2 separate regions of the Mus musculus genome follow, and region 2 is linked to region 1. Evidence: chromatin loops called from intact Hi-C (ENCODE). Cell type or tissue: left cerebral cortex. All regions are shown on one strand.

The links. Hi-C counts contacts between places; a loop is a spot of excess contacts. Peaks named below come from ENCODE experiments on the same cell type or tissue, not always from the same donor. Only the 100,000 strongest peaks of a DNase experiment are listed, where the experiment ranks them.
Region 2: a loop joins it to region 1, with 7 times the contacts of the local background. A loop is called at or near these places in 18 of 42 quality-filtered maps.

What each region holds. Positions count from the first base shown.
Region 1 is chr7:55,702,584-55,710,583 of GRCm38, forward strand. No RefSeq gene overlaps it. Among named protein-coding and RNA genes, the nearest start is that of Gm26482, 4.4 kb to the left of the region's middle. In left cerebral cortex, no CTCF peak of the experiment used is centred here; a DNase peak (open chromatin) is centred at 4,494.
Region 2 is chr7:54,841,532-54,849,531 of GRCm38, forward strand. The region is part of intron 1 of Luzp2 (leucine zipper protein 2); the gene reads left to right. Among named protein-coding and RNA genes, the nearest start is that of Luzp2, 10 kb to the left of the region's middle. In left cerebral cortex, a CTCF peak has its summit at 4,548 (motif pointing right); DNase peaks (open chromatin) are centred at 2,583, 4,506 and 6,728.

The DNA of each region.
Region 1 (8,000 bases):
CAGGCAAAACTCCCAGTAGAGAGATAAGGACAGCAACTCACCCACAAAACTTTCAACCTAGAATTTATGGAAGGAATGGCCAACCGATGACTGGTCCAACTTAAGATATATCCCATGGGAAAGCACTAATCCCTTAAACTATTAACAATATTTTGTTATGCTTGTAGGCAGAAGCCTAGCATCACTGTCCTCTGAGAGACTCCACCCAGCAGCTGACTAATACAGATGCAGAGACATACAGTCAAACATTGAAAGGAGTTCAGGTACTCTTATAGAAGAGTTGGGGGAAGAATTGAGGGCCCTGAAGGGGATTAAAAACTCCACAGGAAGACCAACAGAGTCAACTAACCTGGAAACTTGTGAGCTCTAAGGGACTGAACCACCAACCAAAGAGCATACTGGACCTAGGCCCCCTGCACATATATAGCAGATGTGCAGTTTGGTCTTCATGTGGGTCCTCCAACAACTAGAGTGTGTGCAAAAGCTGGTCCCTAAAGCTGTTGTCTATCTATGGAATATGTTACCCTAACTGGGCTTGCCATGTCTGGTCTCAGTAAGAGAGGATGTGCCTAGTCCTGTAAAGACTTGATGTGCCTGGGAGGAGGGATGCCCAGAGGGGGCCTCCACCCTCTCAGAGGAGAAGGGGAGAGGGGAGGGAAAGGACTGTATGAGAGGGAATCAGGAAGAGGATAGCAACTGGGATGTAAAGTGAATTCATTAATTAATTAATTTTAAAAATAAATTAGAAACCAACAATTCAAATAACCCAATTTAAAAATGAGGTACAGAGCTAAAAAGAGAATTCTCGGCAGAGGAATCTCAAATGGCCAAGAAGTAAAGAATTTTTCTGCATCCTCAGTCATCAGGAAAATGCAAATCAAAAGGACCCTGAGATTATCTCTTATACCAGTCAGAATGGATAAGATCAAATACTTAAATGATAGCACATGCTGGCAAGGGGAACACTTCCATTACTGGTGGGAGTGCAAACTTGCATAACCACTTTGAAAATCAATTTGGCAGTTTCTAAGAATACTGGAAATAGTTCTACCTCAAGGCCCAGCTATACCACTCCTGGCCATATACCCAAATGATGTTCCACCATCCCACAAAGACACTTGCTCAACTATGTTCATAGCAGCTTCATAATAGCCAGAAACTAGAAACAACCTAGATGTCCCTCAACTGAAGAATGGATAAAAAAAATGGGGTACATCTATACAATGGAATACTATTCAGCTATTAAAAACAAAGACATCGTGAATTTTGCAGGCAAATGGATGGAACTTGAGAATATCATCCTGAGTGAGGTAACCCAAAGCCAGATAGGCATATGTGGTAGGTACTCACTTGTAAATGAACATTAGTCATAAAGTGCAGTTCAACCATGTTTCAATCCACAGAACCAAAGTAACTTGAAAGTAAGGAGGTCTTGAGGGAGAATGGGTGAATCTCACTCAGAAGGGAAACTAAGTAGTCTTTGGAGGAAGATGGAGAGAGGGAACTTGGTGAAAGAGGAGAAGAGGAAGGGGGTGGGGATGGCACTAAGGTATGTGGGAGGCAAGAGAGGGTTCAGAATGAAAATGGAAGGCAGGGGCATCTCTGGTGACTAGCTAGAGGCCTGGAACAGCCGAGGATACAGGGAGTCTGTGATAGTTTATATATGCTTGGCGCAGGGAGTGGCACTATTAGGTAATGTAGCCTTGTTGGAGTAGGTGTGCCATTGTGGGAGTAGGATTTAACACCTTTGTCCTAGCTGCCTGGAAGCCAGTCTTCCACTAGCAGCCTTCAGGTTAAGATGTAAAACTCTCAGCTCCTCCTGCACCATGCCGACCTTGATGCTGCCAAGCTCCCGCCTTGATGATAATGGACTGAACCTCTGAACCTGTAAGCCATCCTCAATTCAAATTTATCCTTATAAGAGTTGTCTTGGTCATGGTGTCTGTTCACAGCAGTAAAACCTAACTAAGATAGAGTCTAAGGGGGAACCCTAGCTGAGATACCTACCAGAGTTGTATAACAGAGACTGAAGTGGCCACCTCCTGTAGCCCAGGCAGGACTTTCAGATGAAGAAGGGGACATTCACCCATAATATCTTCAACCCAAAATTTGTCTTGTTTACAAGATGTTTAGGGACCATGATGGAGCAGAGACTGAGGGAACAGCCAACCAATGACCACCCCAACTTGAGACCCATACCATGTGAGAAACCAGATACTCTGACACTACTAACAGTACTCTGCTATTCTTGCAGACAGGAGCCTAGCATAACTGTCTTCTGAGAAGCTTCATCTAGCAGCAAATGAATACTTTAGAAATTTTAACATAATATTGTCTTAGTTACTGTGGTAGTTTGAGTAAGAATAACCCACATAGGCCCATATATTGAATTTTCTGATTAGCATTCCCATCATCATCTATGAGATGGGAAGGGCTCCTGCAGATGTTATGAATAGAGCTGTAGTTTATCTGCATTGAAACAGTTCTCAGTATCTCGTTTTCTCCATTGGTAGTACATGGTACTTGGTAGTACATAAGGATCTTTCTTTCCAATCATCTCTTTACCTTTTTTTCACTCCTTACTCTCTGTTTTTCATCATCTATTAATGTCTGGGTGGGAGAGTCTGACTTTTCCCTTTGGTTCTTGTGTCTGTGAAGTGGCAAGAGAGTCCTGGTGGCCAGGAACTTGCTCAGAAAGAGCTCACCAATGTGGCCCCAGCTTGGCCAAATACCCAAGGCACATACCACTCTAATGTACCCAGCAGAAAGTCTCTGTAATCCAGATGGAAGAGGAATATACCAAGAACAGAGGAGAACCAGCCTGCAAGCTCCAAATCTATCGTTATGGACATCTTCCTGTGGGACTGCTCAGCTCGGGGTCCTGGCATTCTCCTCTGTTCCACAGCAAGTGGGCAGCCAGAGAGCCAACTCTCTCTGAATATCTGTCATCCTGGCTAAAATCAGACAGACCGACCTTGGAACTTCTCAAGCAGAATAAAGGACAACTGAAATCAGATACCCAGCCAAGGCATGGAAGAGGGGTCCTTCCTTCCTTTCACTAGAGTGGCAGAAAGAAGAAAAAGGGAGCACAAGGAAGAAAGGATGACGGAAGTAGAGTCTCCAACAAGAACATGGATAGCCACAGTGCACCATGGTGCAAGGAGCAGAGGAGAGGTAGACCCTGAACCCTCCATAGGCCATTCTCCTCAGTTCCTGACATAGCATCAGACACCAAAGAAATAGCTGACTCACCCGACAGAGGCACTGACTCTTCCCTACAAGTCTCCCTCCTGATAGAGCTTAACACTGATGACACCATTTTGTTTCAATCTATCAACAACGTTCTTAAGAAGGTGATAGGTGTCAATTTCTCCAATGGGCACATCATTCCTGGAAAGACAAGCCTAATGGTTTGTCTTCTGCATTCATAACTCTGCACCAGGTCACATCAGAAAGCATGCTCCCATGCCTTTAATTGGAAATGCTCCATCCAACAACCAATCAGGACCTGACGGGCTAGCCTCAAGCTTATCCCTGTCGTACCACCCCCCCCCCCCAGTAAAGCTCACTGCTGTACCTCTCCCTAGCACTGCACTGTCTTCCTATCCAGAGTACAACCTGGTGGATTTAATACAAGACTGAAAAATAAAAACTGCCTGGTTAGTTTCTCCTGGCATATTCTCTCTCACCTCTCTCCCTGCCTTTTATGTAAAAAGGTCATCTAACACCTTTAAAAACGTGTTCGGGAATCTGCAACACACAGCTGCGTGAAGCATCTCTTTCCTTCTCTCATTCAGCAAGTATTCAGTGCTTGGTTTAAGCCATGTCATCCTGCAGGGTCAAGTGTATACTCAGAGAAGAGAATTATTCCACAGGGCAACTGTCTTCACTTGGGTAGGTCAGGACTGGTCATTGTTGTCCAGTGACAAAGAATTGCGGCACTTTTGAGGTGAAAGTGTCAGGGGTATTCAGAAGCTGCTTGGCAACCAGCTCTGTGCCACGGACTTAGAGAGCAAAATATCCGTCCTCCCTTGTCCAGTTTGCTAGCAGACTAGCTCAACAGATATTCAGCCCAAAAAGCTAGTATATAATAATAATAATAATAATAATAATAATAAATTACAGCAAGGATCACTCAGGAAATGTGGTGCATGAACACACTGACATTTTGTTTAGCCCCAAACTGAAATGATGAAATTCACACTGTGGCAGATAGAAGTAGAAAATCTATACGTGAGGCAATCCGGACACAGGAAGAAGATACAGCAGATTCTATCTCGTATGCCTCACTGCTCCTCTTTGTAGAGTAGTGGGTAGTTTATATGTCAAGAAACTGGAAGAGGAAGGAAATGCTAGGGGAAACGCTTTAAAGACGAGAAGTGGAAAGGGGAAACGGGCAAGAGCCTTGTGAGAGAATGGGGGATGGTGAAGAACAGCAGTGGAAAGAGCAGAGAAAAAAGAGAGAACCGGCCAGAAGGAAGTGAGCCTGAAATGTCATGAGTGGGCAGGGCAGTTGCCTTAAGAGAATTCATTGCTTTTGCAGAAAACCCAGGGTTAGTTCCCAACATCTCCATGGAGACTTACAACTGCCTGCTACTCCAGTTCCATGGAACCCGATTTACTCTTCTGACTGCTGAGGACTCCTGCATGTACCTCATGTGCATACCTACACTCAGAAACAGACATACACATAAAATAAAATAAGTAACCAGGCAGTGGTGGGGCATGCCTTTAGTCCCAGCACTTGGGAGGCAGAGGCAGGCAGATTTTTGAGTTCAAGGCCAGCCTGGTCTTCAGAGTGAGTTCCAGGACAGCCAGAGCTACACAGAGAAACCCTGTCTGGAAAAAAACAAAACAAAACAAAAAATAAATTAAATAAAATAAGTAAGTACATATTGATTTTTTTTTCTGGCATGGTATCACTTTGTATCACTTGCATGTCCTAGAACTCATAATGTAGATCAGGATGGCCTCAGAGGAGATCTACCTGTCTCTGCCTTCCAAGTGTTGGCTTAGAAGGCATACATCACTACACTAGCTTTTAGAAAGAAGGAAAGAGAGAAAGAGAGGAAGAGAGGAGGAAAGAAAGAAAGAAAGAAAGAAAGAAAGAAAGAAAGAAAGAAAGAAAGAAAGAAAGAAAGAAAGAAAGAAAGAAAGAAAGGAAGGAAGGAAGGAAGGAAGGAAGGAAGGAAGGAAGGAAGGAAGGAAGAACATGAAGCTGGGCAGTAGCTCACACCTTTAATCATAAAATAGGCACAGGCAGAGGGCTATACAGAGAAATCCTGTTGAAACAAAGAAATAAAGGAAGGGAGGAAAGAAGGAAGGAAGGGAGGGAGGAAGGGAGGGAGGGAGGGAGGAAGGAAGGAAGGAAGGAAGGAAGGAAGGAAGGAAGGAAGGAAGAGAAAATGACATAAGGAAAACTGTTTCTATACTAATTTTTTAAGTAAGAAAATAATGTTAACAAAAGAATAAATGACTGGGGATTTTTTTTTAATATTTCTGTCTTTCAGACACATGTGCATATGTGATATATATATCACATATGTACAGTATTATATAATGGCTATATATATGCATGTGCACATGTATCTGGAAAACAGAAATATTTTTATGCATATGCATATATATATCACATATGCACAGTATTATATAATGGATATATATACTATATATTTGTGTATATATATATATATATGTATATATATATATATGTATGTATGTATGTATATGTATGTATGTGTATATATATATATATGTTATATACTATACACACAAACATATATAATACTAAGGTACAGTACTACACTACACCTTTCTATCCATTCCATTTTCATCTGTCTTTATCTTAATTCTGATCCCTCCTTTTTCTCCTCATAATTTTTCTTAGATTTATTTATTTCATTATTTTATGTGTGTTAGTGTTGTGTACCTAAAGTAATGATGTCTGTGTACCATGTGCATTCTTGGTAATCTAGGAGGACAGAAGAGGACATTGGGTTTCCAGGGACTAGAGTTACAGTTGTATCCTGCCATGTGGGTGCAGGGACTCAAACCCAGGTCCTCTTGAAGAGCAGCTAGTTCTCCTGTCTGCTGAGACAACTCTCCAGCCCTTTTTATGGTTTCAATTTTTCTCTATCTGTGATTTTTCTTTTCTTCTTTCTTTAAAAATTAATGTCACTATTATAGCATTCCTAAATTCTATATTGGTTTTTTGCCAATATAGTGGTGGCAGCAGTGGTATGTTACTTACTAGTTGGCATAGTTTCTAAGCTACTTGTCTGGCTTGCCTTGGTTTGTCCTTGTCACAGATCATGACCATGCTCTTTCCAGGCAACCAGATCAACACTTTCAGTGTATTGATTAGACTCTCTTATCAGTGAGCTACACCCTCAGCTAGCTGAAAGTGCTTGTCTCCAACTGCTAACGCTGCACTTCCACCTCCCTAAGATTTATTACGTTTTTACATTTCTTTTTACTTGTTACTATGTGTTGTAATTTTATTGATATGTATATAATTTTCATACAAGTATATACAATATGTTGGGCATATCCTCCCCATGGAAACTATTATCACCCTTTTTCCACCTCTCCTATTAGTCCTCTTTATCCCTCTGGACAGTCTGACTTCTGCTTTAATGTCCTATAAACATACATGCTTTTACATAGCTCTACAACATTTAGTAATTACATATGGGATAAAACACGTGATAAATATGTTGGATAGATGTCTCCGAGGTTAATAGCACTTGCTGCTCTTGAGAAGACCTGAGTGCAATTCCCAGCACCCACACAGAGGCTAGCAGCTAACTATATGTAATTACAGTTTTAGGGCTCCAACAACCCTCTTTTGGCCTCTTTGGGCACCAGGCATACACTTGGAGCACAGACATACATACAGGTAAAAGTACTCATATATGTTAAAAAACAGAAGCAGAATAAAACGAAGCAAAAGCATACGATATTTGTCTCTCTGAGACAGTCTTATTCCCACAATAAGGTTATCTCCAGTTGTATCCATTTTCTTTTGAGGTTATAATACAATAAAATAATATGATACGATATAATATAATTCTTCATTCCAAATCCTCATAAACTCCCCCTCCTTGTTCTCTTTTAAATTCAAGAACTCTTTTTCATTAATTGTTGTTAGATGCATATATGTACATACACAATACTCTTAAGTATAACCCGCTCAGTGTGTAGAACTTGTATGTGTTTTTAGAATGACCATTCATATTGACTAGTCAACTTACACCACATTGCCTTTATCTGTTCTTCTCTTGTAGGATACCTAGGCAGTCTCCATAACTTATCTGTTGTAAATAGTGCTGCAATAGACATTGGTGTGCAAGAGTCTCTCAGATAGGTTGGCTAGGAGTCCTTGGGGGCAGACACCAGTAGTCATATTGAGGCAGGAGTTATTATTATTTCGAGAAAGGGGCCCAGGGTGAAAACTTGAAGCTGCTAGTAGATGATCCGGTGAGAACAGAAGCTGGAGTTACTAGGAAAATTAAGGGTTAAACCAGCATAATTTGCAGTGCTGAGAAAAACCAATAAGAAGTTTGTGGCTGGGTATGAGATACCTAGGTTAGACAAAAGCAGGAATAAGTCTCTGGGCAGGTCACAGCAGCCCAGCTGGCCACTTGATGCCCTTTAGAAGCCTATGGAAGGCTCTGCTGTTCTTTCATATATGTTTTTCTAATATGAATAATTATAACTGGTTAAATTATAAGATCACATCTAACAAGCCTGCACTCGATTCAGGAGATACCCCAGACCACTCGGCAGAAAAAGAGTTAAATTAGCTTATGCCTATATTTTGAAATGTTTTCCTTCTTTTACCTCTAGGAATTTCAGAGTTTCTGGTCTTATATTGAGGCCTTTATAGTTTGAGTAGCTCTTTATTCATCTGCATATCAAGTTTCTCAAAACCATTCACTGAAGATGCTGCCTTTTCCTTCAATGTGTATGTTTTTATATTTGTCAGAAATCAGGGGGTG
Region 2 (8,000 bases), 860 kb before region 1:
CTTCTAAATTCTTGACCCAGTACGGACCAAATGACAGAATTATAGTCTAATTTATGTTAATATTGTGCTCAGGGGGAAGAAATGGTGGAGGGCTTTGATAGGAATGTGAAATAAACATATCTGTTAGGCAGACTGCACATGAGAGAGCTCCTAAAAAGAAAATATTGGACTCAAGATTCTCATCAGCGTTGATAATCAAATAACTAAAGATTATGGGCACTCAGTTCCCACCTTTACCTTCTTTCCAGTTCTACATCTCTTGCTTAGAAAATCATGTAAGGACTTGATACACTGCTACACCAGGCCTCTGTAGTCCAACTAAGTAAGATGTCAGTAAGGATTAATGAAGATTTTCTTCATGCCTCCTATGGGGACTGTACCATTCTCCAGCCAAGGTGAGGGTGAGAATTCCTAATGCTCAGAATCTTACTTAAGGCATCCTCCTAGGGTGGAGAAGCACTCACTCATTAATGGTGGAGTTGATGGTAAAAGGAACCATAATGTTTGCCCTATTGCATGGAATTAAATTCAAAAATTACAAAATCAGTATAAAGTAGTATTCAAGGGATGCCTCCAACCACATGAATCATGGGGATTTAGAAAGGCAATTAACATGTCTTCTCCACCTTTCTCTGATCCATGGAAAGGTAATAACAATGCCCCTCTCATAAAGTTGTCAAGAGGATTTGTTATGATAATATATGCAAATCATAGTGTCCAGCTGAGAGAAGTAAAGCTCAACACACAACCGCCATTATTACATGATTAGAAGGTTTTGGCAAGGCTTGTCTACCAAAGTGTTCTTGCATTTTAGAAAGTGATCTTTAATAACAGCCTTCTAGTATAGACAAGAAAGCCAATCTTAGTGGGAAAGAAGTTTTGAAGTTCAAGCCTACCATGGACTATGAGGACATTTCTTCCTTATCTGTGAAGAAAACTATTTGGAGTATAGTACAGGGACCAGTTCTTTATCATCTTAACTAGGCCCATTTGGAAATACTAATTTAAATATCTATTGTTATCCTCAAAGAAAAAGAAAGCAGTGTTATATGATCCAGTTTAGGTCTAAAACCTCCAAATTCTGTTGTCAAAGTAGTTAAAATAAAAAAAATGTTTTATTAAAAGTATATTCTTATAATGTCACATCAATAGCTTTGAGGAGAGGTCATTGTTAAAGGTCACCTGATAATGGCAGACCCACAGGAATACATCATCTCTGAGGAAAAGCAAACATATAGACAAGTCTAGACACAGTGAGAACCCTGGACTGTTTCTACTAAGTAGTTTTCTAGAGGCAAGGCCCTGTCTGAGTCTTATCAAATGGTCCGAGAAGCCTTGCACAGAAGAGCTATTATAATGCTATGTGCATGGGAAAGAGAAGTTTGAATCAAAAGAAAAGTTTACAAACAGTGGTCTTTCTGCAGTAGACATACACAAGTTGCTCTTTTTGTATGCTGAAGATCATTCATTGCTGATCTTTGCAGTAACTAAGCCTTTGGCATTGGGTAGGAAATGGGAAAAAAAATCTCTGAATTACAAAAGAAACAAGAAGATGTGTGAAAAATTGAAGTGACATGTTGGCAAAAGGCAGATATGGTTGAAAGAGCCGGTTATTATTGAGAGTCTAGCTCTTTTTCTTTCTTCCACAGAGGGAAATGTGAGCTCATTTGACAAGTAAGTTCACAAGAAAAGTGGGGGAAATTGCTCTTTTCCTGACACTCTAGTTTGGAACGTTATAGAAATATATTGAATTCTTGCTTTTTAATGTTCCGCACAGATCTTTATTTTAGCTGTTTACTTTATAGAATTGAGAATTGTGGGCTACGGGTCCAACCAGCGTGACTGAGGATCAAGCAAACCTCTGGAGGTGTTCCAAGTGCTTACTTTCTGTGACTCAACCCTCATGGTTTAGCAATATTCACGTTATGCATGCTGTATACATAGGATAATCTAGACTTTGAGTGAATTTAAATAATTAGTCCACCTTCTTCCAGATGGATAGTATTTGGACCTCAGTCTGTTGTTCTGATACTCTACCAATGAAGTCGTGATGCTACTTATAGAATCAAATCTCCACAAAAGGCACACATAAACAAATAAAAGTATTCTAATAACCTACTAATGGGAGCTGGAGAGATCACTCAATAGTTAAGAACACTCGATGATCTTCCAGAGGGCTTAGGCTCAATTCCCAACACCCATATGGCAGCTTACAGCCCTTCGTAACTCCAGTCTCAGGGAACCTAGTACCTTCTCCACAAGCAAAACACATATCTACTTTAAAAGTATACCCCTAATGAGAATGCTGAAACAACATGTTCTCATGAGATGGGAGGATGTGTGACATTAAAACATTTTAAAAATAAGTCAAAGAAATATGTTAGTTTGAAGACAGGACAAAATGAAGCTTTCCTAATAAAGAAATCCAGAAATTTTCAGGCAATTTCATCTTTCCTTTTTCAGAAAATGTATGTGTGCTCTGATGAATGTTTCTCAAAATACACTCTTCCTGTGTGAGAATGAGCATCTCCTGGGGTGAATCTGAAAGGGACAGATCCGAGCTCCTGTGTTGAGCATATCAGGCCAGTTCTCTGAGGAGAGGGCAGTGGATTTCCATCTCAATGAGAAGCCTCCTGTGAATATGAAAATCTAGAAATCACAGCTTCAGTGTTGGAGACCATAGAGCTTGGAACTCTTTGAGTTCATTGGCATTAAATAAAGGGGAAATTGCCTTTCAAATCAGGGCACTTTGGTAGTCTGTGGCAAAAGTCACACTGTTTATTGTGTATGAATGTATTTAATTAGTGAGTAGGTTATCTCACACCAAGAGGCTTTTATCAGTCCAGTTGCATGAAGCATTTTCGGTGGCTCATATGCTGTTCTCCAAAGAGGAAAAAGATTAGGTAAGTTAAATGCTGTGAACTGATTTACATGGATCCAAGGGGCACGCTAGAAAGTAAGGGCAAGGGTGAGGTAAATCACTGAGATGCGTAGAAAAGGGTGAGCTCTAACTCAGGCATGACTAGCTGCATCAGCACAATCGGCAGTATGGAGGCAGCAATACCCAAGTCCCGCACGTGCAGCGGAACCCTGTGCTTGTGTCTTCTTGACACGAGACATCTGAAAGTTCGAATCAGGCACTTGTGATTTTACCCTACCGAGCAAGATCTCGTTGTGTCATAGTCATAGTCACAACTGCTTTTCATGGTGGGGAAAATAAATTTTCTGCAGGAATTTGCTGAGTTAAATAGTAGGCGAAATCCTTTTTAACCTTTGTTTCTTATCGTCCTTTTTGTTTGCAGTGTTCATTCTCTCCTTTTGTGCAGAAATAAAATATTATGATAATATAGTTTATGTAGTGATTATGCTCAACCAGGCTAATCCTCAAAGTTGATCTCTGAGGTGGTTCCCGATGCTGCCCTCTATGATAGGTAAGGAAGCTGAGGCACACAGGGCTGAAACTGATCACTTTTAAAGCCAGTCTTTGAGCTAATGGTAAATTCAAATCACAGTGAGGCTGTGCTCATGTGCTTAGGCCCCTTTAAAGGTTGACTCTACGTTGAATTTGCATCATTCTATTGTCCTGCTTTTTTTTATTTTCCTCAAAAACATGAAATAAAATAATAAACTAAAATGCCTAAAGAGTATAGCTAATAAAGGAAGAAATAAATATAGACCTTTCAAAAGTATTTTCTACCATGCCTATTAAAAATGGCAGGAGATCCTTTCCATACTGATTATTTAACTCTATTTCTATTGCCAAAGAAAATTGCCATATATTAGTAAAGACGTGTCTTTTCACGTGTGGCCTGTTTTACAAAACTGCCAATGATTGTAATGTCCCCCTCTATAGGTACGGATGCTGCCCTAATATTAACCAAGGGGCTTGAACAGGGGTGTGATTTTCATGTCTCCAGTTTCCTGAGTCCTACTGGTGTGATTGTGGCAGTGCTAAGAGTCAAGAAAGACTTCTTAAACAGCAAAGTTTTGGTTTTGCCATGTAATAATTTTCCTCTGAATTTCTCTGGTGTTCCTGTACTTAGTGCTTCTTCAGTGCCTCATGGAGTCCTTACTTTATAGATTAAGATGTTAAGTATTAGAGAAGTTAGTAAATTTAAGGTTACAAAATTAATAAAGAGCTGCAATGTGAACCCATAATTTAATGGGCATAAGCAGCAAGGTTGGAGTGCCGAGACAATAATGGTTATCGTAAAATGTGTGTGATTTAGGTTCATGGGAAATAAATCAGAAACAAAGGGGCTGATGGGAAATGTGTGCAGATTGGTGGGAACAGGCGCCAGTGCCAAGACTTAGGGTCATATTTGTTCATACAGGGTTCAATGTTCCTCCCATTTAGTAGGAGATTTCACCTGTCATTTTACACATGTGGAGAGTGGCAGATTTGTCTGTAGCTCAGCTGAATTTGAGTCTGACCATTTGGTACAAAACAACAATTCAGTAATATTAATCTCTGCAAACAGTACAGCTGCAAGTTACAGATGAAGCCTAAGAACTCTGGAGTTGCACTTCTACTATTGACCAGGAGATGGCACATTATAAAGCATTATAGTCTTCTGTGTTAGACTTAACCCATTACAGACTTAACACATTACTCACAATGTTGATTTTCATTAGGTTTGGCTTCAAATACAAATTATTGACATGGACTTATATACTGTGTGCACAATACACATATATAATAAACACAGTTGCATGTTTGAGGATGTTGCTTAGTGGTACAGAGTGATCAGACTCATGGGTTGTATCCCTAATAACAGCCCCCACATAAAATAATACAACATAAACTATATATTATACAAAAGTAAAGTGCGTGTGTGTGTTTGTGTGTGTGTGTGTGTGTGTGCACGCGCGTGCGTGCGTGTGTAGGTGTGTCTGTGTGGATACCATATTCAATTTCTACTTTAATGAGGCCATATTTTTTGTGATGTGTTAATCAGATTAATTCCATTACCAGCTGGATCATTTCCCATGTTTGCCTTCCTTCTTAAGGGGCAATGTGCATGAAAATTTAATACTGTGCCAATTTCCCCACATACGCTGTATAGTAGATTCATTACATCAAAGTATTTCTTAATGAGAGCCTTAAAGGTCAATGGGAATCTTGTGAAAGGGGCGTATCATACTTTTTTATATTTTAATATTAACTTTTCATGCATGGCCATACATATTCACATTGCACACATTCATGCATTCATACAGGAATTTGTAATAACCTCATCTTATAAAAGAGAGAACTGTCAATGGTGACAGCTGCATGGCACAAATGCCAGCGATGAATTCCACTTTTGTGACGTCAAAGTTGCTTTGGATGTAGACAGTTTGTGAATAAAGAGACCAAGCTGATTCAGGGATGAACCTCACTGAAAGAAGCAGAGACAAGCTTATGGTGCACAAATCATGCTAGGTTTTGTCATGGCAACTTTCTAGATTCATATTTTAAGATGAAACAAAGGTCTCTAGTCTCCAGTATTAAATTGGACTACACTATGCAGTGCTTGGTGTATTTGACAAATCTGACTTTGGTCATGAATTGAGGTCAGAACCTGCCTCTACACCTTGGCTACTTAAAAGGTTAAAGTTTTGGGAAGCTGTTAGTAAATCTCAACCTATAGTTTTGTTATATAAGGTAAAATTCCATTTCTTTCTCATACATTTAAATTAAAATATAGAAAATGAAGCACCAGTTAGTTCTTCATGGTTGGAAAATGAGCAATCAATCTGTTCCATAGCTGCAATGGGATTGAGATATTTCTACTGTCATCCATCCTTCTTCTACCAAATGTGTACATACATTTACATTGTCCTTGAGACGATGGCAACACTCATGATATCTCTATCACCTCAGAGCCAAGATGGTAGGCATTTACAGACATCACCCTTTAACAAGAACTCATGGTTACTAGCACAATTGGTGTTCCCGTTTCCAGCCAAGTTTTTAATAAACTACATGTGCTATTCAACAGTTTTCACTATTGGCTTGGTGTTGTGTAGTTTCTCGAAAATTTAAATAAGACATTTTTTTCTAAGATTACTTAAGGCTCAGCTGTGATGTTCAGTGACCTAGGTAAATTACAATTGTTTTCAGTTTAAAGGACAACTTTATCATAAGTCAAAGTTTGTGTGTGTGTATAATGTTTAATGCTTTATAAATATTATAATTATAAATTGTTTAGTTAATTGTTTAATTATTTAATAATTAAATGTTTTATTAAACACTATATAGAGTGTTTAATGCCTGTGTTGATATAAAGGTGGATATATTAATATTTACTTGCATACATAAGCGTGCATCTCTGCTTTGTGTTTCTAATTGCAGGAGAAATTTTAAAACATTTCTGGGCTCTCCTAAGTCTTCTGCTACAAGTAAAGGCCAAAATAGGTTGGGCCATAGAAGATTACTTAATTCCATCACCCCCAAGTACACACTGAATTTGGGGCAGAAATAAGTGAGTTTTTCTTTCAGGACATCAGTAGCCATTGTGTCTCTGTGAGCTTTCAGAGAATGAACATAGACAGTGTTCATCCCAGAGAAGGATAGAAAGGTGAGGGGCTGGGAAAATGAGAGCTTACCAACAGAATGTTAAGTGGAGGAACAAGCATGGTCTGAGCTGAGGGAGTGTTTGATGTGTGCTAGAAATGTGCCTTGGCAAGTACAGTCAGAATTCCTTGGCTCTAACCTGTAATAACAAGCTCATGTGGCTAGGGAATAGCATAGTCTTAGGGAAGCAGAATGTTTTAAAGATGAGTGGTGAGTACTGCCCTACTCATCGGACATGTACAGTGTCACTGATGTGGAATACAGAGAGGATGTTTCTCTTCTTTTTGTTCTGTCAATAAAAAATGACAAACTGGCAGAGGCATACAGGGAATAAAACTGTAAAGGCAGTCAGAAAAGAGCTCTCTGTGAGTCCTCATCCATAGAATAATAGAATGTGAAGAATGGTATGTTTTTTCCACCTTGCTATAACAAAGTTTCTGAAGCCAGACACCTTAAAAAGCAAGAAAAGGGTTTATTAGATCATAATTTTAGAGACTGTAATTTCATCATTGTGCATCTACAATGGTTCAGTCTCTGGTAAACTCTAACTGTGGAGGACTTCTTGGAAACCACCTGAACAAGAGAAAGATGGATTCATTGAAGGGGCAAGGCATACTCCCTCACGAGAGGTAGATCACTCTCTGTTGGGATGCCATGCCTTTTGAAGTATATACTCTTACTACAGTTTAATGTACTGAGCAACATGATCACAGGCTATGAATGACTCCTGTGCCACTAGAAAGAATAACTTGACCATTGCTTGGTCTAGTAAATAAAAATACATTAAAATAATGTTTTCTAAGAATCTATCAAAGGCCAAAAAATAAAAATTTAGGAAATAACTTTAATTGCCTGAAATTGAAGCCCTGTTTTAAAGAATAACAAATAGATTTTTAAAAAACCAACAACAAAACAACTTGTACTTTCTTGAAATATGCTGCTTATTAGCATTGAATTATAGATGTGGATGCAAAATAAAAAATGGTTTCTTTGTAAAAATTGTTATTAGTAGTAGCAGTAGTAGCTTGGTGTGTGTGTGTGTGTGTGTGTGTGTGTGTGTGTGTGTGTGTGTTTGCATGTATGTGTGTGTAGAAAAGGTGTGGGAGTAGGGTTGGGGATGTTGCAAGGTCATACTGGGGTCAATTCTCTATTTCCACTTGGGTTCCAGGAATCAAGCTCAGGGTATCAGGCCTGTGTCACATGTGTTTTACCTATTCAAATGTCTCGCTAACCCCATCAAACTATTCATGTGGGATATGTATAGATCTTACATAGATACAATATATAAAGAAGTCACAATGTCTGGCTGTGAAACTATATTTAAGATAGACCCTGTGTAGGCTCTAAAGCAATTTATTGTCCTGTTTTAGTCTTTGTTTTCCTCCTTTTCCTTCTCTCTCCATCCTCCCCCTTCTCTTCCTCCACTTCTCTTCTGCTTTCT